4 separate regions of the Homo sapiens genome follow, and all the other regions are linked to region 1. A link is a loop called in an ENCODE intact Hi-C map of the cell type or tissue named here. Cell type or tissue: Calu3. All regions are shown on one strand.

Region 1 (5,000 bases):
GGTTGGGCTAGAGTTAAAACTGCCACAAATATGATAGAAATGTGTCCTAAGTACATTAAAGTTGATGGAATGTCCAGATACCATTTCCTTCTTAGTATACATGGCTCTGAAAAATGTGTCAAAATCGAATTCTCTTTTTCTTTCTGGTCGCTGTTGGCCATGCACTGATGCCCTTTCCCTACCTCTGTTCATTTGTATCACCTTCATTCTATGTTCCTTCCCTTCTTCCCCTATCACAGGCTCTTCCTTCACCTGGTCAAGATTTCTGGAAGATTAGAGAGAAGTTTTAGGTGCCCCAGGTTTAAGATTCAAGGTCACAGGCATATAGTGGCATTCTTTGGTCTCCCTGGAAACCTCAGCCAGTTTATGAGTTATCTCACCCATATCCCTGAACATGAGGTATATTTCTAAATACAAATGATCAATGACGCATTTTCACCCAACAAGCACCCACTAAGTGCCTACTGTGCACAAGACATGGAACTGGGCCTTGGGGACACAGGATGAAAAAGGCACGCAGCAAAGGCAATAGTTGAATTTATCACAGTAATTATGGAATTGCAGACCAGCTTGTAATTGGGAACGTCTGTTGGTTCCTATTACAGCCCTTGTGTGGGTGTGCAGGGGATGTGACTTAACTACACAGACTGAGAAATGGTCCCCATGTGATCTCTCTTAGTGCTCCACCACCACCCAAGAGAGGGAATGACTCACAAAAACAAATACGGGGAAAGGGATCCAACAAATTGTCCAGTTTACCAGCTCTACAATTTCCCAGTATAGCCGGTGGATGTGAGCACAGCCATGCGAGTCAGAGCTGTGTCCAGGTCCTGGGTTGGCTCCTGTCCACCACGCAGACTCAGACAAATCTCATCCAGCACTTAAAAATAAATTTCCTTTCTTCCCACCAATGATTTGACAGTTTGGGAGCTTAATTGACAGCATGGCCATTTCTCGCTACACATCAGGCCAAATGATTTTTCCAATTTTCTCTGCATGTCTTTATCACCCAACTAACAGACCAGAAAGGAAGATTTCTCAGCTCATTTCCGGTTACCTGGTATTCTTAGAAGATCCCACCACTTGCCAGAAGTGAGAAACAAAAAGGTTTCACACAATCATGTTGTCTAACAGGAATTCTTTTTGCAACTGATCAGCCTTCCTCAAAGACGTTCCCTATAGGAAATGCAATTGATCTAATCTTCTTTAATGTTGGGATTAGTGGATCCTAGCAATTCTCTATTGCTCTCACGAGTCAGACTTTCATTTCATCCAGACACAGTAAACTCCTCATATCCCCAAGCGGAAGAAGGAAAGCTGCAAGCTACTATCTCCTCACAGAAACCAAAAACGTGAATTTGAACCTGTTAAGCTGTTGATAGTCTTCAGTAGAAAAGTCAATTCTTTTAAAGACAGCAATTTATTTTGATTTCTCTTCCTCATACAAATGTGACTCAGTACTTGGGGATCTACTTGTTTTCAGCTCCAGGGCTTTTGATTTTAAAGACTCTAAACTCCTATTATTGATTCTGGAGCACACGGGGCCTCAGTTGATTGCCCTATTGAAACACAGAGGGTATTGTTATCATAGGGGAGGTGTCCCACTGAAGTTAGACTCTGCTTTGTGCCAGCCACTTTGCTTTCTTCATCGGGCCAAGTTCTGCTCAAAGAACACCCACCCAAATTAGAACATCCTCTGACAACTTTCCCACATCATCCCCTCCATCCTCCTTGTAACTCATCACTCTCTAGCACTGCACTGGGTTTCATTCCGTTTCCCAAACTCCCAAGCTCCTTTCCTCCCCAGGGCCTTTGCACCTGCCATTGCCTCTACCTGGAAGGCTTTGCCCAGATATTCACATGTCTGGCTTCTTCTCATCCTGTATATATCACCTTAAATCTTATCTGTGTGAGCTAAAGTAACCCCACATACCCCGATGTACTCTCTTCTCACACCACTCTCTTTCTGTTCATCACAAGGTTTATTACAACATGGGGTCACCCATTTCTTCCTGGTCGAATTGTTTTCTAACCACGTAAGTTCCATGATGGAAAGGTCCTAGTCTTTTGCCCTCCCTGTTCATCCATGTATCCCCTGTGCCCAGCAATGTGCCTAACATGCAAACTGTGCTTAATGCACATTCATTCATTCTGTATTAAAACAATTTATTTATAACAATTTTACTTATAACAATGTCTGTGTTATTTCACTGTAAAGGAATTCAGCAAAAATCATTAAAACATTCCTGACCCCAAAACATGGTCTGTTTCACACAATTATGAATCATGATGAATTATGAATCATGAATCATGGGATGTACACTTGCCCTTCCTTGGTGGGCCCCACCTCTTCCTCATCTCCAGGAGAGTGGAGGCTGGGGGACTGCTTATCAAAAAAAAACTTCATCCCAGGGAGCCACAGTGGGGACACTGGAGAAAGCAAGGGCCTTTTTAGGAGGGGCATATTTATTTATTCCATGATGTATTCAGGATTTCAACTTCAAAGAGGCTGACATTTGTGACCTCACTGATAAAATTTTCTCCAAACCAAAACAGGCCTTCACAATACATTTAGCAATCACATATTATATCTTTAAAATCCTGATCTCAAGGACTGAGATCTGGGCACTTGCATCTTGTGTGATAATAGCTGAGACTGGAGTTTGAAACGAGGAAGTAAAAATCTCTCTTCCTAGTCATGAAACAAACATTGGTGTGTCATGCTGTGCCCTTGTAACTGAGGGTGCAAATATTAATAAGTCACATTCCCTATATGTAGGTGGCTCAGAAGCCAGGGAGAAGACAAACTATACACTGTAAAGACAGGTGATGAGGGTAGAGAGAGATACACCCAGGTACTGTGGAAGTAGGAAGAGCTAACCCAGCTTGGGGACGCAGGAGCTACACTTAAAGGATGAGTAAGAATTAGGTAAAAGAAACAGATCAGAAAAGACTCAGAAAACAAATAAAGTTTCCAACAGCAGGCCTTTTTCTTCTGTGAGTCTCCTGTGAGGTGGTGTTTTTGCTTATGTTTGCATTAGGAAATACCAGGATCAGGGCCTTGGAGGTGGCCATGGAGGTTTCTGTGTCCCCAGAGGGTTTGTAGATTAAGGGGACCTCATAATGGACAATGCCAGCTCTTTCTTCAATCATAACAAAAGGAGAAATGACACAGATGCAGTGCCTGCTGGCTGTTGCTGAGCTGAGAAACTGCCAGAAGTTCCATTTGCACCTGGATTGTATCAGAAAGTAACATGCAAGGTGTGTGTTCACTCCCAAATGGAGAGACGTTTTTAACCTTCTTGAGAAGCATAGATCTGGGATCTATAAAAGAGATGGAAGAAGAATGTGTGGGGGGAAGGAAAGGGACAGCCAGAAAAGTGGAAACTAAATAATTATTTTTAAAAAGACTAAAGGAAGCCGGACACAGTGGCTCACATCTATAATCCCAGTGACTCAGGAGGCCAAGGCATGAGGATCACTTAAGGCCAGGAGCTTGAGACCAGGCTGAGTAACATAGCAAGACTCTTGTCTCTAAAAAAAAAAATTAATTAAAACATGAGCCAGACATGGTGGCACAGGCCTGTAGTCTCAGCTATTCAGGAGGTTGAGGTGAGAAGAACACTTGAGCCTAGGAGTTCAAGAATGCAGTGAGCCGTGATCACACCACTGCACTCCAGCCTGGGGGACAGAGCAAGACCCTGTCATTATATAAAAAAAATTAATGTTTTATATATTTTTAACACATAAAAATATATAATGTTTTATATATTTTTAACACATAAAAATATATGTTTTATATATTTTTAACACATAAAAATATATGTTTTATATTTTTTAACAAAAATATGTAATGTTTTATATATTTTTAACACATAAAAATATATAATGTTTTATACATTTTTAACATATAAAAACATACGTTTTATACATTTCTAACATAACAGTAGGGGCATATTTATTTATTCCATGATGTATTCAGGATTTCAACTTCAAAGAGGCTGACATTTGTGACCTCATTGATAAAATTTTCTCCAAACCAAAACAGGCCTTATTTTTATATGTTTTATATATATATAAAAATATATATGTTATATATGTTTAACATGAAAATATATGGTTTATATATTTTTAATATATAAAAATATATTGGTTTCTATATGTTAATATATGAAAATGTTTTATATATTTTAACATATAAATATATATTTTATATATAAACTTGTACATTAACTATATATTTTATCTATAAACATATAGTTTATATATAAAAATAGTTTATATATAAAATATGTAAAAATATATGTTTTATATATCTCAATATATAAAAATGTATAATGTTTATATATTTCTATTTTCATTTATTTATTTATTTTTGAGTCAGAGTCTCACTCTGTTGCCTAGGCTGGAGTGTAGTGGCTCGATCTCGACTTATTGCAACCTCCACCTCCCAGATTCAAGTGATTCTCATGCTTCAGCCTCCTGAGTAGCTGGGATCACAGGCGCCCACCACCATAGCTGGCTAATTTTTGTACTTTTAAGAAAGACAGGGTTTAGCCATGTTGCCTAGGCTGGTCTTCAACTCCTGACCTCAAGTAATCTGCCCAGCTTGGCCTCCCAAAGTGCTGAGATTATAGATGTGAATCACTGTGTCCAACCATATGTATTTTTAATATATAAAAATACGATGTTTTATATTTTTAATGTATAAAATATGATGTTTTACATATTTTAATGTATAAAAATATATGATCTTTTATATTTTTAATATATAAAAACATATGGTGTTTTATATATTTAATACATAAAATATATGTTTTATAATATTTTAAATATATAAAATACACTGTTTTATAATATTTTAAATATATAAAATACACTGTTTTATAATATTTTAAATATATAAAATACACTGTTTTATATATTTAAATATATAAAATACACTGTTTTATATATTTAAATATATAAAATACACTGTTTTATATATTTAAATATATAAA
Region 2 (5,000 bases), 280 kb after region 1:
GAAGCCTTCATATTCTCTCCCCACTCCCCTGCCCCATGGTCCCCTATTTCCACTCCCCTCCAGTCATCCCCACACTGTCCTCCTCCCACAGCTGTCCCCTGATCCTTCCTAACTTCAGCTCATTGTGGCATCTTTTCAGCCCCTGTATCCACGATGCTAACTGAAAAATCCTATTCTATTTCTAATTCAAAAGCCCACATTTAAGCTCATCCTTTCAAACCCAGCCACAGACGTCAAATTTCAGACTGAGGACTGGATATACTTTCATCGGTCCAACACTCTTGGTCAAAGCAGCAATCCACAGCAAGAAGGGTGGGGCAACCACAAAGATTGGCATCTCTGCTACACTGTATCACACACACTCCTACCCCTGACTCCGAGTGACATCAACCACAGACAGTTACATTGAGCTACAGGAAGGATTAAACCACTTCCAAGACCCAGGAGGTCCCCTAATCATTTTGCCCCATGTCTTGGCTCACACCCCTGGAAACACTGGGGGAAAGTCACCTACCTTGTTTGGGGACACCTTTTTAGAGGATAACTCTTGGTCCTCAAGCTTAGAAGCTGTTATGAGGAAGACGTTGGGGCTTTTCAGAATAACATCCGAAGATTACCCCACAGATACCTTCTCCTCTGGAATCGCTCTCAACAGTGTCAGGCAGAGCCCCGGGAGCCCACACATCTTTCTCTGTGTTCTTGTGACCATGGAAATCAGGCAGGTCTCAAGAAACAAAGTCACAAAGGCATGAGCTCATCATCTATTTTCATAACACTAATGCAAGAGACCTCCAACACAAGCAAAGCAAAGGCACCGACTGGGTGCAGCCACATATCATGAGTTTCCAGGCCATTCTGCCTGAGTTGAGATCATTATGCTGCTTCTTTCATTGCACAGGAACGTGGGGGTTTTCTCTAAACTATGACTCATAGCAAAGCATACAGGCAATCATGTAGAGAAACCTGTTCTCCCCAGGAAAGGAGGGTGAGCAAATGCTAAAAGTTTTGATACTTTAATATAGCACTGGCCTTGGCTAATTTTACTTAATATGAAAGATTTCAAATAATGGAAACACTGACAGGCAAAAACATTAAAAGTTTGCATAAAATCTCAAAAAACCCTGCAAACAAGAGAGAAGCATGGTCTAATTAAAATAAAGGAAAAGATTGCTACTGGGTTCCTGAATACTCTTTTCACAAAGGCTTCACGTCAGATGAACTTCAAGCACCAAGCAGCAGGGATCCCACTGAAGTTTATTCAGCGCCCTTCTGGGCACTACCAGCTGTGAAACTGGTAACCTATTGACAAATAGGTTATTTTTCCAGCTGCACCCATATTCAAGAGCTTGACCAGCAAAGTCCCCTGATAATATTTGGCCATGAGTCAGAATGTATTAGGCACCTTCTGTAGCCAGAGCCAAAAAAACTCTGGCTACAGGAGAAACCTGGCACTGTGCACAAGATCCCCTTTTTTAGCATCAGCTGTCCCCTTTGCAGTTTGTTAAAGCTGGAGGAGTTTTAATCCAAGTGAACTCTCTTTCAGGAGGCTTCGGGGTAAGGAAGCTACAAAAGCGGGGAGGTAGGGGCACGGCTGCAAAGTGATGAACATTGCAGCAGGTTCGGCTATTCAGAATGAGCTATTTTCTCCCAAATCCTGTAATTGCCTGGAGCACGTGATCTTTTTGAAGGTCATTAGAGGCATGCGGCTGTCAGATCTCTCCCAGAAAGTTTCGCTTTGATTAGTTAGTTCCTGATGCTTATTTCCTAAAAGGCTCTTTTTGTCCCCCACCCCCCCAAAAAATGGGGAGCATTAAAATTTTAAAAAAGGAATTAGATGAATATCCTGCTAAATGTAACTTGGCAAGATGAAAGGAAGTAGCAAAGAAACATGAAAAGGGTGCAGACCTTCTTGGGCCCCCTGCTGGAGAGCCAACCTGAGGGAAATTGACGCACGATCAGCATATTCCTTCCCCAAAATGAGGCGACTCGGAAATACACAATATCAATCATCATCTATGCAACCACTCATTATTTTGACTCAAACAGAACGACATACATCATTGGTAAAGCCCACGTGGACATTTCCAGGTCCCTGGGGCATTTATAAGCTGGGAAAGGTTAAAAAATAAAATAAAATTCTCTTTTTTAAGGATTCCGATGTCTAAGAAAGCAGCCATGAGGACCTAATAAAGAACTAGAGCTGAATAAGTTGTCCAGTGACTATGATCAAATATACAGCTAGCAATGGCAATGTTTCACATCAAAGAAGAAAATCAAAGTTTTTTCCCAGCACAGGGAGATGGGGCCGATCTCTCTTGGATCAAAAGTCCTTTTTGTCCTCTCACATTTGCAGATGTGTAAATTCCAGGCAGATCTAATGAAGGAGTTACCTTTTCAATCCCTAGATTGTGTTTGCCAAAACTTCCCTTGCAATAGGGACACTCCAGCAACCCTGGCTCGGGGCTCCCTGCGTACTTAGATGTAATACTATGTCAACAACATCCTGCAGGCTGAAGCAGCCTCTTTTTTTTAAAGCCTTGGATCAACTATGCAAGCTCAACTTGCTTTTATTTTTGTTGAAAATACTAAATTCATTTGTCATCACTAATTCCCTCAAGCAAAGGAACAGCTCCTCGTTGATGCCATAGTTTGCAAGATACTGAAGTCGCACGTTGTTTCTAAGAACACTGATGCTCTAAATCTCCAGCTTTTGACTTCAGGAAAATGGCACTTACTTTATATTCATAGAATTTCTGGGGCAGTTCTTCTCAAACTTTAACATGCACGTGAATCGCCGAGGGATCTTGTTAAGAGGCAGATTCTAGCTCGGTCAGTCTGGATGGGACCTGAGATTCTGCATTCAGGTTCCCAGAGGATGTCAAAGCTGCTGGTGCATGGACCACACTTTGAATGATGAGATCTGTTTAGCTGGTTGGTAGGTACCTGGTGGCTGAGCTTTCAAACTCTGTAATCAGACTACCTGGGTTTGCATCCAGCCTCCACTGTTTACCCTTTCTTACTGTGTGCCTCAGCTTCCACATTTGCAGAATAGTGCTCAAAATAACAGTACAAATAGAGCTGCTCCGTGGGTTACAGAAAGCTATATGTATAAATCACTCGGCACAGTGTATGGCACATGAGCACTCAAGAGGTGAGCTGTTTCTGCCCTGGTGTAATCATCCCTCACAGAGCCCTTGTTCCCACCTTCTTTCCAGGCAGTAGAAAGCCAGAATAGTCTCCAGAGACAGATGAAGTGAAATTGCAAGCTTCTGACTCTCACAACTCAACCCATCAGCTTAGGTTGTTAAAAAAGCGAGGTATTGCAGTGCACTATATTGTCATAGTCTGAGAAGGGCCGTGTGCGTGCCCTTGTGTGTTCCAAAACCTAGGCCACGATGTATAGGGAAAAAAGAGCACAGGTCAGGTGGCCCAGGGAGCAAACTGACCTGTGAGATCCTTCGTTTGCTTACTTACAACATTGGGATAATAAAACCTACCATGTAGGGATACTATGAAGATCAGGGATCATGTATGCAAAGTGCCTGCCCTGTATGCAGTAGATGCTCAATAACTGGAGGCTGTTATGCTTGTAATCAAAATCCTATCCTCCCAAGAGCAAACAGGAGAAGAAGCCAACATAACTGGCAACTTAGCCTTGATAACTCTTTGTTTATCCGGGCAAGCGGAAAAGGGCAGGATTCCTTGGTGCTTGGGTAGAGAGCTTTTCCATAGCCTCAGATACAGACAGGGGCACTGAAATTATGGGGTACAAGAGGTTTTTCCAGGTGGTCCAGGTGAGACGGAGCTGGGAGATGGCAGGGAAAGATACAGTCACAATTGATAACTAGAGAGCTATCCATTCATTCATTCATTCATGATATTTATAAGTTGGCCCGTGTGTCAGGTGTTGTACAAGACAGAGCAGAGGCCCCACTCTCAAGGAGCAACCATTTCACAGAAGAGACAGAAACATGTAAATGAACACATACAAGTTAAAGTTGTGGTACAGCTAATGACATGAGGGCTCCTATGGAAAAGGTTAGCAGGACTGTCACGAAGCCCTCTCAAAGGAAATGCCCCAAAAGCCAAGTTGTGAAGAAGTCATCGTCAACCAGTGCAGAATAGTGGGAAGAGCATTCCAGGCATAGGGAACCATGAGGACAAAGCCCCTAGGGTTGGAAAGAACAAGGAGGAAAATGACAGCAAACAAAGCCCCAAAAAAGCACGTAGTGCCCAAATCATGCAGGGTCTCTTCATAGGCCATGGTGAGGATGTTGGATTTTATTCCAAAGGCTACAAGATGCCATGAAAGGGTTTTAAATCTGTCTTACAAAACCATAAATTTCACACTGCAGCAATCAAGTCCCACAATGTCCTGAAACTATGGAGTCAGAACTTGACCTCTTGACGCCTTCTACTTCTTACTAGAGATTCAAGGTCTTTGACCCTGGTGACACAACACCAGTACGGGATTTTTTCAAACTTTTTGCATTTATTGTCGAAGAAGCAGGGGCAGCAAAGAATATTTGGCTTTCCCTGGAAGTCCCAAGGGATGCTGGACAGAACAACCCCAAGTGGAAAGACCCTTGTTAGGAGAAGTCGAGTAAATACACTAGTGAGTAGACCATTCCTCCACTACAAGCTCAGCACTCCCAAGGAATAAGTAAATCCCTACTTAAATTGCCTGGGAGGCCTCCCTCAATTACACAAATCTAAGACATGACAGGGTACAGCAGAGATTCTCCTACAGCAAGTCTGAAGGCTGAGAGCAAAGCAATGGAGCTAAGGCATCATCCTCATACTGCTCATGGTGGGAGGAAAAAAAAAAAAAAAAAGACTGTTCCGAGTCTCCCCTCCCTGGCTGTTTTGCTAAGCCCCAGGCCTACAGGAGGCTGGATGGCCCAGGGGAAGAGGCTGCCTTGCCTACCCTGGGAAAGTGGATGGAGGGTAGCTTCTTCCTCTGCCAAGAAAATCAGGCGTCCTACAGGGAGAGAGAGCTG
Region 3 (5,000 bases), 200 kb before region 1:
GTCCTCTCCAGGTCAGAATGGCACCTCCATCCACTCAGTTGCTTTTATTAAATTCTCCCAAATCCATTCTTAATATCTTTATATCATTCAAACCTGTATGCCCTTCATCCAATTTCTAAAGGGGGCTTGGTTCCTTTCCCTAAACCATTACATCTGTGCACTTTTCTCCATAAATGTTGGTGTCATCCTAGGCTAACCTTCCATCATCTCTCGCCTGGATGACCTTAAGAGCCTCCTAATTGGTCTCCTTGCTTCTATTCTTGTTGCTCAATAATCCATTCTTGACACAGCAGAGAGAATAATTTCTTTCTTTCTTTCTTTCTTTTTTGAGACAGAGTCTCGCTGTCTCCCAGCTGGAGTGCGGTGGTACGATCTCGGCTCACTTCAAGCTCCGCCTCCCAGGTTCATGCCATTCTCCTGCCTCAGCCTCCCGAGTAGCTGGGACCACAGAATAATTTCTAAAAATACAACTCAGATCATGCTACCCCATGCTTAGCATCTTTTAACAGGTGCGCATTACACACAATATAAGCCCAAATTTCTCAGCATGATCTACAAAGCCATACATTCCTCTCTACCCACGCTGTAACCACACTGGCTTTCTTTCTATTCCATAACTCACTGAGCACACTCCCTTCTTATGGCTTCTAACGTTTAATTTTATTAATCATTTCTTCTTTTTAGGGTATTCCTCATGGCTGGTCCCTTCTTTTTATTCTGATCTTGGCTCAAATTTTACCTCCCCAGGTAAAACTTTACCTACTCTGATAACTAAAGAAAACTTCCATCAATATCCTTGCTTTATTATCTTCATATCCTTATAGCCTTCTAAAAGCATCTTCTTTATTCATATATTTTCCTCATATTATCTGTATTCTACTAAAATGTAAGCTCCATGAAGACAGAGAACTTAGCTGTCTTGTTATCACTGTATCTATAGCACTGAAGTATTACCCAGTGCATGTTAATTATTCAATAAATATTTATAAGATTAATTAGGTGCTTAACTAATACATAGAATATACAATTAACTTATATGGCATAGAAGCACATATAATCACTAACAATACCAAAAATAATTCATGCTATTTTTTTGTGCCTAATCAACAATCCATCAAAATCCCTATATTTCAGTGACATTAGAACAAACAAGTTTCTCAGAGTTCATAGAATTGCCCACCTTTCAGTGAACTCAGGAATACTATTTTATTTGAGAGTTACCCAAGGCAATTCTTGTCTTGAGCTGATGTCAAATGCAGTAAAAACTCACAGGTGATTTTTAATTGAATTGAATTCATTGCATATTTCCTGAACACTTATCATGTATCAGCTGCAGTGCTAGACCTTGCAGACAGAGGTTAATAATAAGTGGTATTTGGGGGTGAGTTTATATTTTGTTTTACATATGTGTGCAGCAACAATCAAGGCTGAGATGAAGGTGGAATTCAGTCCTGCCTCTTCATGTCTGCTGGAGTGATACGGCAAGGTCCACAGATGCCTTAATCATAGGTAGAAAGGAGGTCTCTGAGTAGAAAGAATTGAAATGCTCAGATAAGCTGACAAGCTCTACTGCCTTGACACCCCTCCAACATCTTGCTTCTAAAAGTGGGGTCTGCAGGCAAGCAGCATTGGCCTCAGCTAGTGGTGCAGAACCTCAGGTGCTACCCCAGGCCTGATGAATCAGAATATCCAATCAAGCAAAACCCCCAGGTAATCTGTGTTCATATTAAAGTTTGGGTAGTACTTCATTAACAACGTCACATAAATGGGCTCAAGGCATTCTCTCCTCTGGTGCCCCGATCGGGTCTCACTTCCCTACAGACCACTGGGCAAGCAAGGACTGTGGTGGTGTTCTGGGAGCACCACCCAGGTGGGGATCCCTGGCTGGGAGTACACTTGTTCATGGGTCATCAGCCCTGAGGATTCCCAGCCATATCTGAACAGCCCTGGGCAGGAAGTGTGAGATGGGACAAGAGGGAGTGGTGTTCAGCTTATTATGGTAGCTAAGGAGACGCCTAAGGGAACTCGAGTGACCTACGTGAAGTGTCAAGGATAGATTTTGACAGTTCCATTTATTTATTCAATAACGGCTTATGGAACATCTGCTATACACCAATAGAGGGAGGCAGAGAGCATGGTGAATGCAACATTGCATAATGGTGTTGGGAAAAGTGTCCCGATTTCAAGGAAGCTGACAGCCAGTCTCTGTCATTTCCTAGCTAGGTAACTTTGAGTAAATTACTCAACCTCTTTAGATTTTATTTTCCTACAGTGCAAAATCAGGGTAACAATAGTTGCTGTCTTTTAAAATGGTTGCATAACTGAATGAAACAATGCATACAAATTGCAAAGCTCAGTGCCTGAGCCACATTATAAAAGATCAATAAATGTTAGCGGCTGCTGTCACCACTACTACAAACCCTGGATGCTAGATGCTAGGGCAGTGGTTCTCAACCTTGGCTGAGTGAATGTCAAAGTTACCTGGGGAACGCAGTACACTGTTGGTAGGAATGTAAATTAGTGCAACTGCTATGGAAAATAGTGTGGAGGTTCCTCAAAAAACTAGAAATAGATATATGATTTGATCCAGGAATCCCATTGCTGGGTCAATATCCAAAAGGAAGGAAATCAGCATATCAAAGTGATATCCACACTCTGATGTTTATTACAGCACTATTCACAGTAACCAAGGTATGGAATCAACCTAAGTGTCCATCAATGGATGAATGGATGAAGAAAATATAACATATGTATGGAATGGAATACGACTCAGCCATTGAAAGAATGCAACCCTGTCATCTGCAGCAATATGGATGAAACCAGAGGTCATTATGTTGAGTGAAATAAGCCAGGCCCAGAGAGACGAATAGCATATGTTCTCACTTATACATGGGAGCTTAAAAGGTTGATCTCATGGAGGTAGAGAGTAGAATTATGGTTACCAAAGACTAGGAAGTAAACAAGACAGGAGGGATGAAGAGAAATTGGTTAATGGGTACAAAAATAAAGTTAGATAGAAGACATAAGTTCTGATGTTTGATAGCACAGCAGGATGACTATAGTAAATAATTTATTGTATATTTCAAAATAGCTAGAAGATTTGGAATGTTCCCAGCAGAAAGAAATGATAAATGTTTGAAGTGATGGAATTCCTAATTACCCTATTTTGATCATAACACATTGCATGCAGGTATCAAAATATCACAAGTACTCCATAAATATATACAACTATTATATATCAATAAAAAATGGAGAGGAAAACAACTGAAGTTATTTGGGAGCTTTTAAAATTTGCTGATTCTTAGCCACATCCCAGGCCAACTAAATCATAATATTTGGGGATAAAAGCCAGACATCAGTATTTTTTAAAGCTCCTCAGTTGATTCTGTAACCAAGTTCGAATCCAGCTGCTCACTGCTCAAAAGCCAAAATGTGAGAAGTGAGGTGCAGTGAAAGGAAAGCAGCTTTATTCAAACACTAGCACTTGGGAGATGGTTGGACTCAAGCCCCAAATAAAACATCTCAATATTTTAGGCAAGGGAGTGGATTTAAGAAGGGAAAATCTACATGGAAAGCATGCAGGTGTGGTGCAGTCTTGTGTGTCTTGTTCCGACGGCCATCTTGCATTATTGTCCACCTGGAGTGAGGCCTGGTGCCATCTTGACAATGCTTGGGTTGTAATAATAGATTAATCACTTTGAGGTAATCTCTAAATGGGGAGAATTCCACTGCTGGGTCTTCCCGTCTGGTTTAAGATTAGCCCCTGGAATTTCTAAGCAAGCACATCATTAGATAAGCAAGCACTGTGAAAGAGAGTGCCTGGTGGGAAAACAAAGAAAGAGTTTCAAAATACATTTCAAGGCTTAGACAAGAAGAGACAGAAAAAAAAGTTCTTTACAATGCATTTTAAAGCCAAGCCACTCAGATACAATTCCAAGGTGTAGCCAAAGTATACCTTGTACCATGGAATCTAAGATGATTTTAGGAAAGTTCACCTTCTCTCTGGGGTGCTCACAGTCTTCCAGAGAAGATCAATATGCAAAGAGATAATGATAATTCTATGTTCCAAATATGTGCAAGGAGATATGAAAAAATGACAGCAGGACTGCTCAGTCTAAAAGCCATGTCAGGTAGCAGGAAAAAAGTACCTCACACTATTTTTCTTGTTTTTTATGTAAAAGAAAGTGACTGCCCATGCATGACACATAGTCTGTGGGAAAAAAAAAAAGGTGATTCTCACAGCAAAATGTAAGTAGGTCATTGCAACCCAGACTGACTCCAGCCACTGGCAGTTCTAAAGAGGTCCTGGTTGTTCATTAACCTCTGGGTATCTCAGCTTACTCCTTTGTGAGATAAGTGGGTAACGGTGATGCTCTCTAAGGACCTGCCAGAGGGTGAAGAGCAGAGCCACCATTACCTGCCCCAAAGAGGTGTTAAAAGATTCAGTTAGATGCAGAAACCTGGAGATGGTCTGCAGTCCAGGAGAGGTACATGAGATAGGTATGATCCCTTGCTCATCAGCAGTGTGGCGCACCAGCAATCTGTGATTCCTCTAATTGCTTTTGGTCAAAGAGTCTTGATAAGTCAATCCCCCAATTCAGAGTTCACACCAAGAACAAAGAAACCAGATAAAACTGGTTCGACAGCCGGGTGCGGTGGCTCAAGCCTGTAATCCCAGCCCTTTGGGAGGCCGAGGCAGGTGGATCACAAGGCCTAGAGTTGGAGACCATCCTGGCCAACATGGTGAAACCCCATCTCTACTAAAAATAGAGGTGCGTGCCTGCAGTGCCAGCTACTCAGGAGACTGAGGCAGGAGAATCGTTTGAACCTGGGAGGCACAGGTTGCCGTGAGCTGATGTTGTGCCACTGTACTCCAGCCTGGTGACAGAGTGAGACTCCGTCTCCAAAAAAAAAAAAATGGTTTGACTGGTTGAACTGTGTCCATTCCAAAAGATATGTCCCAGTCCTAAACCTCCGTACCTGTGAATGAGACCTTCTTT
Region 4 (5,000 bases), 230 kb after region 1:
GGAATGCTCTTCTGCGTAGCCCACTCCCTTTGAAGCCTCTTTAGGGTCTTTATCCAAATACCATTTTTTTTGGTGATACCTTCCGTGGCATCATATTTAAGACTGCAGCCTTATCTCTGACGTTTCTTGTCTCCAAGGTAAACTCAGGCCTGGATCAGACAGCTCTGCTTTTAGCCATCCACGTGAACCAGGATAAGGTATTTCTCTCTCTAAGCCTCTTTTTCCTCATCTGCAAAATGCGGTTGTGGTAAGGGCTGAATACCATTGTGGTGATGGTTCCACAGGTATATGCCTACATCAGCACTCATCCAGCTGTGCGGTTTATTGCATGTCAATGCCTCAATAAAGCTGTTAAATTAGAAAATGTTAGTAATAATAATGACAACAACAATAATGAAGTGCTTAGTCCACGGATTGAAACATCTTCATAACATGTGAGACACTGTTGCTCTGTGGTCCAGTGTGATGAACAAACACCACAGAGCTTTACCAGCCAAGTGCCTGGAACCGTGCTGGGGAAATGACAGCCTCGTCTGTTCCTCGTGACCACACTCTCGGTGGGTATAATGCCCACTTCACAGGTGGACAAAGTGAGACTCAGGAGCCACACATGTAGAATGTTCTAGAACACAGAAAGTCCTCTTTCCAGCATGTCCTTGTGGCAGATTAGGCAAGACAAGGGGGGAAAAGCAGAGTCCAGGGGGGAGGCAAATTGAGATGCAGGAGGGAAGGAGATAAGAGCAATAGGGAATCCTCAGAGCACCTGGCAGGCCCCCAGCCCCTGGGGGCAGGAGAAGCCAGGCCACGTAGTCATGTCCCCATGGAGAATGCAGCTGCTCCTCTGTGCTCTGCCCTCGGTTGCTACTGCCCTGCGAGGCAACCTCGAGGCTGGGAATCTCCTCCTTTCTCTGTCTGCAGCAGCTGCAGTGAAACAAAGGGCACAGCCCCCTTCAGGCCAAGAGAGGTGAGAAGCTGCTGGGGAGCTGATGTCACCACTACCCCCTCCGAAGCCCATCCATGGGGCACAGTGCACTCCACTGGCAGATCCCGGAAAGGGAGCATGCTGACTGACTGGCTGACTGACTGCCTGCCACATCACCGTCTCTGCATTGCAATTGCAAACACTGTTGTGCATTCTGAATCCCCAGTGTCTTTCTGTTTTTCACCAGCCATGATCATGACAGTGACAACAATAACAATACAGCCTTATGCTCATAGCTCCATTCATTCAAACAGCCATGCAACAACACCTGAGATTTGTTGTGCATCTGTGAGGACTGAAGGTCCGAGCTCCTTCCTCCAACCACCCATACCACACTCACTGAGGACTCACTAGGTGTCAGGCACCATCTTAGCACAAATAAGATACACAAGGCCTGTGCCTTTGGGAGCTTAATTTCTAGTAGGGACTGGAGGAGAGGGGCATATGGATAATAACAACCAAAAAAAATGGTAATGTCACAGTATGATAAAGGCTGTGAAAGAAATAAAGTGCAAGCTAGAGAATAATAGGAGAGAACTGACTGGGTAGTCAGGGAAGGCCTCTTAAGGAGTTGGCCTTTAAGGGGAGACCTGAAGAATGAGATGGAGACAATGCAGCCATGTTTCAGGCAGAGGAAAACGCTAAGCCCATGGGGTAGGCACTATGGTCTGAATGTCTGTATCCCTCCAAAATTCAGATGTTAAAACCTAATCCTCAATGTGATGGTGTTAGGAGGTAGGGCCCTTGGGAGGTGATTAGGTCATGAGGGCCAAGCCCTCATAAATGATATTCATGCCCTGATAAAAGAGGCTCCAGAGAGATCAACGGCCCCTTCCATTACCAATGAAGAACAAAACAAAATGATGACAGCCATCTATGAAAAAGGAAGCAGGCCCTCACCAGACATGAATCTTCTGGTGCCTTGACCCTGGACTTAAGCAGCCTACAGAACTATAAGAAATAGATGTTTGTTGCTTACAAGCTACCCAGTTTATGACATTTTGCTATAGCAGCCCAAACAGACTAAGAAAGCAGGAAAGAGCTTGGCACAGGCTGGGAAGAAGTGACAGAAAGAAGGTTGCTATGATAACGCAATGGTGTAATCAGTGTGATTTTTATGTGTTTGTATCAGAGAACCCTGGGTGCAATTCCTGTATGAAGAATTGCATGAGCACTTTGTATGAGAATGAGCAAGTTACCCTCTGTGCAATGCTGCTCTCAGCGAGCAAATAAGAATGATCATGGAACTGAATTGATGGCACTTTTGTGCATATTAATCAAATTGATTCATGTAAAGTACTTAATACACCACATACAGTAAGTGCTTAATAAATGCCAATTACTGTTCTTATCATCTCCCTGCCTGGTTGCCACAACAGCAGAGTATATTCAGGGCTTAGCACTGAGATCTGATTTGCCTCTGTAAGGTCCCCTGTTAAGTTTCTTGCTGTGGTTCTCACTCCCAAGGCAGTCATCAAATATTTGTTGAATGAGCAAATAAATCAATGAATGGGTTTCCTGATTACCTTATCTTTAAGCCACCAAAAGGCACCTTTTTATGATTAGGCTTCCTTTGCAAGCAATGTGACTCTGCCAGGCCCTGGGCTTTTGCAGAAAGCGAAGGTGGAAGGGAGATGGTTATTAGCCACTGTCTCTGCAAACGACAAGCCATCTGCACCCCGTTACCTAAGCATAGACCTCTGTGGGTGCCAAACTTCAGAGCCCAGAAAGTTGGAAGGGATTCCGAGCTTGGATCCCTCAGGCTAGGCTATTCTTGGAAGCCGAGCAACACGCCTGCCACAGGGAAATGAGTCATGCAGAGGCTGAAGGCTTGATGGATTTCTCCACGGCAGCAGCTATTTATCAGGGTAGATCTATACACCACAGAACACAAAGGGAGCGATGGAGTACAGATGAGCGCTACTTAAAGCAATATCACCCTCACCTTGTATTGCAGATCCTTGTATTGCAGCCAGATGACAATGCCTGGGACCCTCTTACCATCCAAACACCCACCTCAAGGAGGCCCAGCCCTGTCATATGACTGTCCCCATTATACTTGAACAGCCTTTGAAGGGCTTTCAAAGTGTTTCCCAGCCACATCTCCACCCTCCAAGCTCAGGTAGCCCATTCCTTCATTCCCGTCTCAAATGTTCTGCCCCAGTGAATATCTTCGCCTCCCTGTTAGACTCTGAGATCTTGTACTGCAGAATCCACTGTTGCTCATACAATTCTGAGTTGTACCTGAGGGCAGAATCAGAGTGGTCTTTTTGCCTTTTGTGTTTGCAGAGTCCCAACTGCAGAAGAGAGTGACATGCCATAAACAGGTCAAATGTCGTTAATATAAATATCTACCATGGGGCAATTTCCGAGGCTCTTACATGCTTCGTCCTGAGGTTAGCATGAGGCAACTGCACTCACTGCTACGCCTTCCCACACTTATTCTAAGGGACAGCCAGCTAGGATGGAGTGGGAGCTGATGCCCTGGATTAAGGTGCCTGGTTAATTCCACTTGCCTGGTTTCCTTTGTTCTCAAACTCTGCCTGGAGATGAAGCTATTGCGAAGTCAGTCTCAGCTTGTGCTTCTAAGTTCTGCTCCTTACATATGCCCCCAGAAAGTTGTTCCAAGTGAAGGCAGCTTAATTAAAAACCACATTCAATCAAACTGTCACTTTGTTTATGAAAAAGTGTCTAGTGGCTGGAAATGGCAAGAACAAGCACTGAAGATTAATGCTCTAAATTTTTTCTGATTAAAAGTATGATTGAGGCATTAAGAAAGCTAGCTCCATGAACCCAGGGCAGGCCTTAAGCCCAACATTTTGCCATCTTCAAATACAACTGGGGATAGTTGTAAAAACAAATAGAACTTCTCTCTGCCTAGAGGTTTCCTTTCATGAAGATAAAGTTTCTAGCTGGAACTGGCTGTTTTTGCAGGGAAGCACACATGAGACAAGCTTTTTGGAGTCTCTCCAATACCTGCCTGTTTCATAAATGGCACAGTCTCCAAATCTGATGCTCACTGGACCAGGGTCAGGCTATGGAACTGATTAAAATAAGTAGGAACCTCCAAGGCCCTATGTCCCTACTCTCCATTTTCAGATTGGTAAGCTGAGACCTATGTACTGGAAAAATAAGCTCAAGGGCTCCAAGTAGAAATAGTTGTAGTCCTGGAGTCAGCCTTGGGTTTAGCTCCACTTCCAAAATGTGTCAACTTATAGAACCCTTATTTTTTCATAGGGTTATGAAGCCACTGGTCTATTTTATCCAACAGAGAAATCAGCTCCAAGCAAATCCCACCTGGACACAGTGTCTTTGCCTGACTCCAGAAACAAGATGGCACTCTGTCTCCAGTGGTTCCACTTTACCTAGATTTGGAGCCTCCAAAACATTGTATGGCCACACTCCATCTCTGCCTACGATGGAATTATGAGAGAGCTTTGGAAAATGGCTGTTCCAAAAGTGGTAGTCTTAACACAAAGATCAGGAAGAATATTTGATTTGGATTACCAGCCACAGCAGGCAGAATTCTAAGATGTTCCCAAAGTGATAGTCTTAATCCACAGGAAGAATATTTGGTTTGGATTACCAGCCACAGTAGGCAAAATTCTAAGATGACCACCAATGACCCATGTCCTTGTGTGATCTCCTCCCCTTGAGTACAGGTGAACCTGTGAATATGATAGGACATCGCTTCTGTGATTATGTTACATCATATGGTAAAAGTGACAAGATTTTGAAGATATCATTAAGTTCCCTAATCAGCTGACTTTGAGTTAATCAAAAGGGAGATTACCCAAGGTGGGCCTGGCCTCATCAGATGAGCCCTTTAAAAGAAGGCTTAAACCTTCCCTGTGCTCAGAGACTGGAAGCAGCAGAGCCCTCCTCCACTCTCCATCACTGGTTTTGAAGAAGGAGGCCTCTTTGAGTGGCCTCCTCATTTCCCATGAGATAATAAATGGGTGTCACCTGCTAAGTTGGTGGTCGGTTGTTACACAGCAATAGATAGCTGATACACAAG

Evidence for each region. A loop is a pair of places that touch in the nucleus more often than their neighbours do. Peaks named below come from ENCODE experiments on the same cell type or tissue, not always from the same donor. Only the 100,000 strongest peaks of a DNase experiment are listed, where the experiment ranks them.
Region 2: it touches region 1 in a loop (9-fold over the local background); 2 of 110 quality-filtered maps call a loop at or near these places.
Region 3: it touches region 1 in a loop (4-fold over the local background); 2 of 110 quality-filtered maps call a loop at or near these places.
Region 4: it touches region 1 in a loop (6-fold over the local background); 2 of 110 quality-filtered maps call a loop at or near these places.

The regions. Positions count from the first base shown.
Region 1 is chr16:9,843,857-9,848,856 of GRCh38, forward strand. The region is part of intron 5 of GRIN2A (glutamate ionotropic receptor NMDA type subunit 2A); the gene reads right to left. Among named protein-coding and RNA genes, the nearest start is that of GRIN2A, 340 kb to the right of the region's middle. In Calu3, no CTCF peak of the experiment used is centred here; DNase peaks (open chromatin) are centred at 745, 1,815, 2,005, 2,365 and 1 weaker place.
Region 2 is chr16:10,120,814-10,125,813 of GRCh38, forward strand. The region is part of intron 2 of GRIN2A (glutamate ionotropic receptor NMDA type subunit 2A); the gene reads right to left. Among named protein-coding and RNA genes, the nearest start is that of GRIN2A, 59 kb to the right of the region's middle. In Calu3, a CTCF peak has its summit at 1,913 (motif pointing left); DNase peaks (open chromatin) are centred at 328, 888 and 1,928.
Region 3 is chr16:9,646,170-9,651,169 of GRCh38, forward strand. No RefSeq gene overlaps it. Among named protein-coding and RNA genes, the nearest start is that of LINC01195, 190 kb to the left of the region's middle. In Calu3, CTCF peaks have their summits at 49, 298 and 2,128 (motif pointing right); a DNase peak (open chromatin) is centred at 2,122.
Region 4 is chr16:10,077,787-10,082,786 of GRCh38, forward strand. The region is part of intron 2 of GRIN2A (glutamate ionotropic receptor NMDA type subunit 2A); the gene reads right to left. Among named protein-coding and RNA genes, the nearest start is that of GRIN2A, 100 kb to the right of the region's middle. RefSeq lists a silencer at 806-1,100. In Calu3, CTCF peaks have their summits at 891 and 1,091; DNase peaks (open chromatin) are centred at 1,005 and 2,775.